2 separate regions of the Mus musculus genome follow, and region 1 is linked to region 2. Evidence: chromatin loops called from intact Hi-C (ENCODE). Cell type or tissue: heart. All regions are shown on one strand.

Region 1 (2,500 bases), 150 kb after region 2:
CGCCCACTGAGTAATTAGGAATTGTTATCCTTGCTTTACACAGGAACACTCTAAGGCTCACAGAGTTCCTGTTGCTTGATTGCAACAGTTGCAGTCATTGTACATTTACCTGGTAGTTGAGCTGACTTCCGATCCAGGCCCATACTGTTCCCGGAAGAGTGTTCTTGGGGCAGAGAAGATGGCTCAGGGGGTAAAACACTTGCTGTGCAAACAAAGGACCCATGTAAAAACAGAACACAGGAGTGTGTGTTTATAATCAGATACTTCTGTGTTGGGATAGGAGGTGGGACAGAAGAGTCTCTAAAAGCTTACAGGCCAGCTAACCTGGCATATGTAACAGTGAACAAGAGCCCCTGCCTCAAACAAGGTCGCAGGCAAGGGCCAAGGTTGTCCTCTGACCTCCACATGCAGGTTGTGGCATTATGCATGCACACACGCACACACACACACACACACACACACACACACACACGCAGGATAGAAACATCTTCAGTATATATTTACAGTTTGAGAGATAGTAAAACTTAAGCAAAACTGTGAGACTCCGCTGACCACTATGGTATTTGTCAGCCCCACACATCAGTGAACAGTGGTCCAGGTGGGCAGGTGAGACAGAGTAAAGGTGAGGCGTGAGATGTTTTCAGCACAGCCTGTTCTGAAGAGATCTGCTTCCCACAGGATAAGTTCTTCACCCAAGTCCACTCTTGGTGTCTTTCCTTCTATGAAGACAGTTCATCCTCCAAACAAGAAGTTCAAGTTTCATATGATCACATTTTCTCAACCAGACCCATGCAGAGGCCCCGGAGCTTCTTGTGTCCAAGGCAGATGCAGAAAATTGTAAACAGCCCCGGGTGGACCTAAGGCGCCCGGGCTCTCTGTCCTGTGTCTTTCCCAGGTCCTTCCAAGCTGGGACACTTAGAGTGACCCTGCACTCTCCTGCTTCCTGCCGCCTACTAGGGACATCTGGTTCCCAGCCCCAATCCTTGAAGGATGTGAAGTTTCTAGGAGTTAGGACACTTCCTGTTTCCCACCATCTTGCCTACTTAAAATAGCCTTTGGAGTCAACACAGGAAGACACACAGGATTGCAGTCGCCTCTGACAGCTCCCTAGATCAACCACGGCTGAGCGTCAAAGGGTCAGTCGCCTGCAGCAGATGCATTCTCTAGCCTCACAGCCTGGGAAAGGAGACCAGTCTCTGAAGGCCACTGGAGATGGAGCCCAGGTGCTCGTGAGAAGCAGGGTTCTTAGTTGCAGGCTGATGGCTCCTTCCCTCCTAACTTTAGCAACCTTGACGCCACGTCCCCTGCTTCTCTCTCACAGAGAATTATACAACTATGAAAGTAGATTTCCCCCTCTCCTCCTTCTTCCTGCCCTGGCCCCTTTGCTTTCTTTCTGCTTTGTGCCAAAGGGTAAAAGTGTTAGTGGAAAGCAAGACCAAGTTCTAACAGTCCGCTGAGTGGTTCAGTGGTTGCAGTTCACAATGATCTGTTAGGTATTTTATGAAGAACCAAGGTTGACCTTGGATGCTCAGAGCAGAAAGAAAAGGAGCTAGGCATGATAACAGTCACCTATAGTCCCAGCACTGAGAGGAGGACAGAGGAGCATGACATGACTCGTTCCAGGAAAATGCTGTAATTGGACTCAACCGCAACTACATTGTCCAAACCCCTCTACAATGTCATATTCTGAGAAAGAGGCTATTACCTATGAAGTACCTGGATGGGTATATCATCTGGCTGTGTGTGAAGCTCTGTAGATGACCACTAGAGTACTGGCCATTCCCTGGTCTAGATGTTGGGGGACAGGAAGAACTTGTGACCCTACTTAGGAAGAATGCCACTTTCTGTGTGGGATCAAGAGGGGATGGGCCACAGAGAGAGGCATGGGTCTTCTTGCCCTTGCTCATGGATGGTAGGCTGAGAGACTAGAGAGGTGTCAACCTATGGGAACGAAGTGGGGAAGATGTCCTCAGAATCTTCTAGGTGCAGGGAATGAGGTGAGGAAGGGGTTTTCACCAGCCAGGTCCTTTAACCACAGAACGGCCAGGCAATGATTGTGTGACAGGAGGCAGACGGTGGGAGAGGGCTGCTAGGTACCTCCCGCCGTGCTCTGTGATGTTTGAGGATCCAGCTTCCTGGTTTATTTTCTGGGGCTGACACACACTTGTTGGCTTAGGATAACAGAAGTAAATTCTGTCATAGTGAAGACCAGAGATCAAAACCCAGATGTTGGCAGGGACTCTGATGGAGTACCGTTTTCAGACCTTCTCCATACTTCTCCTGATGGTGGAGGTCCTGTGTCTCTTGACTTACAGATGTTCCTGTTTTCACCTGGTACAGTCCCCGTGTGTCTGTTGTCTTTTTTTCCACGTTGAAAGAAACTAGTCATATTGGATTAGGGCTCATCCCAGTCTGGTGTGCCTTTGTCTAAATTGTATTGTATTAGCAAGGGCCATCTTTTCAATGAGACCACATTTGTAGGTTCTGGGTGTTGGGGTGT
Region 2 (2,500 bases):
CTCGAGTTCCCTGAGTTCAAGGATAGCCTGGTCTAGAGAGTGAGTTCCAAATCAGCCAGAGAAATCCTGTCTTGAAAAAGCAACCAGCCAACCAACCAAGGTACATATTGGCAATGTGGAAGGTGCCAGAAGGGGCATGCTTGCTGTGTGGAAGGCTTGTGGCTAGTGCATGGGAAATGTGCAGTCAGAGTATGCAAAGTGCATGGTTGGTGCATGGAAGAAACATGACTAGCGTGTGCTTGTCCCCTGCACCCCCTGGCCCCCAGCGCAAAGAAGTAGAGCCACTGTCCTCTACTTCCAGTGGTTTGAGTTGACTTTAAACAGCCCAAAATCCCAGTGGGCTAACTGGGCTTTCCCACTCACTGATGTCATGTGCTTTTAGAAGGGTCTCTGTGTCCCAGAGAGAACTGTCTTGTCACAGATCCTGAAGGGCAGCCAGTACCTGTGACTAACACCGTTTCCCTGCAAACCTGGTTACTTGCACAGATGAGGTTCTCTCAGCCCTACATCCTGTCTACCACCAGGGTCTCTGTGTGGCTGAGTCTCTGAACTTCCCACTATGGCTCCTACCCAGGCAGCTGCCTCTCTAACCCTCTCTCCAGTAGCTTCTCTAGGTCTGAAGAGTGTGTATCTAGTTATACCAACACCCTGGCTAAAGCCTTTGGAGTCCTCACTACCTTTGAGACACAGCACTAGCTACAGGCCTGCGAGCCTCAGCCCTTGTCCTGTCCATCCTACCCCATGCTAGGGGACTGAGCTCTTTCCGGCTCAACCTATCAGTCTGTACTTCCCCCAACATGTCAAAGCTCAGAGGAGCCAGGCAGTGGGTATTAGAGCCCAGAACAATTGCTAAGACACTTACTGAGGACTAAGCACCAAGTATTTATAGCTTATGCAAGATGCTGGTCTTATACCTGCTTTATAGATGAGAAAACAGGTTGGTGGTTATTGTGTCTTTCATTCGTCTTTAGGGCCAGAGTGAGGCTTTTGGGATCTGAACTCTGGAGGGGTCAAGGGAAAGCAGTTGGGTATGGAGGTAGGACTGTTTGACTAGAGAGCTATGGTGTGTGTGTGTGTGTGTGTGTGTGTGTGTGTCTGTCTGTCTGTCTGTCTGTCTGTCTGTCTCCAGGAAATGCCTGAATGGCCAAAGGCATTGCTGTCCATACTCACCTAGCCTTGATCTAGCCAACAAAATGCTTGCAATACCCAAATCAGCCACAGGGAGTCGCCTTTCTCCCAAGAGATCCAGCAGGGGCTCCACAAGGGATCTGGGGGAGAGAGTTTAAACTTCCGTATTTTGATTATATAACAGCCTCCATCCTGTCCTGTACCTTCAGGTCATATAAATTCATTTCTGTCTCCTCTTGCTCTTCACTCTCTTCCTCCTGGAATCTTCCCCTCTCCTGAGAGGCAGAAGCAGGAACAGTGAGAAAGGGAATCCTAGGGTTGGCTGACAGTGCATCTGACTCCCATGTGCATGGGTACCCCCAGTTTCACCCTGAACCTCGAGGCTGAGGAAAGCCTGGACTCCAGGCCAGACACTCCACTGGGTGTCAGGACCTGGCTTCAGAAGACCTAGTGAGCAGCCCAGCAAGGAGGTGGGAGGATGACTCTGGTATCCATCCATCCATCCATCCATCCATCCATCCATCCATCCATCCATCCATCCATCCATCCATCCTATGTTCATTCATCTACTCCATATTTTTCCCTCACCCATCCATCCACTATTCATTTTACTTATAGACTCATCCACTTTATCCTGTTGGTCAGTCCATCCATCCATCCACCCAGTCTACCTATCCATCATCCATCCACCCATCCACCCATCCACCCATCCATCCATCCATCCATCCATCCATCCATCCATCCATCCATCCATCCATCCATCTATCCATTGATTCACACAGCCAGGACCACCAGATATGGATGTACAACCTGTTTCCTAGCGGAGGGGCCATGGTTACCAAGTCCTTGTATGGCTTCTGGGATGCAAGGGAATGAAGAAAAGAGAGGAACATATATTCAGAGAGACAGAGAAGTTGGGACCCAGTGAACTAGGCTCTCTGATAGAGAAACTGCCATAGCTCAGTAGTTTAGTGTGTTTATTAGACAGCTGAACAGTGAGTGGGGTTAGTGTATACCTCTGAATGAGGAGGCAAGTTTAGCTAGTCTCTGTAGGAGCTGTCTCTGTAGGGGGGCAATCTTCAGGCTGTAAACATCTTGGTGGTTGGGAGAGAAAGCTACAGTGGATATTTTCTGCATGCTGTCAACATTCACACGCAGACCAGAGGGAAGCTTTGCAGTCCCTCTGAGCCCCACCCCAGTGGGGAGGGAGGGGCTTTGCCAGTTACGTATGAGTCTGAGGCTTTGGTGCCCTTGACATGACTGTAGCTGTGTCAACAGCACACACTCACCCTGGGCTTGCTCTACTCCCCACACATGGTGAACTTTTATTCTTTGTCATTAGAGCGTAACCTGTGTTTTCTGGGTTCTCTCA

The links. Peaks named below come from ENCODE experiments on the same cell type or tissue, not always from the same donor. Only the 100,000 strongest peaks of a DNase experiment are listed, where the experiment ranks them.
Region 1: a loop joins it to region 2, with 2.5 times the contacts of the local background. A loop is called at or near these places in 4 of 42 quality-filtered maps.

The regions. Positions count from the first base shown.
Region 1 is chr1:73,921,913-73,924,412 of GRCm38, reverse strand. The region is part of intron 24 of Tns1 (tensin 1); the gene reads left to right. Among named protein-coding and RNA genes, the nearest start is that of 6030407O03Rik, 59 kb to the right of the region's middle. In heart, no CTCF peak of the experiment used is centred here; a DNase peak (open chromatin) is centred at 1,002; H3K27ac peaks cover 1,312 bases.
Region 2 is chr1:74,076,276-74,078,775 of GRCm38, reverse strand. All of the region lies in intron 2 of Tns1 (tensin 1), which reads left to right. Among named protein-coding and RNA genes, the nearest start is that of Gm31637, 18 kb to the left of the region's middle. In heart, a CTCF peak has its summit at 1,222; a DNase peak (open chromatin) is centred at 1,225; H3K27ac peaks cover 690 bases; H3K27me3 peaks cover 454 bases.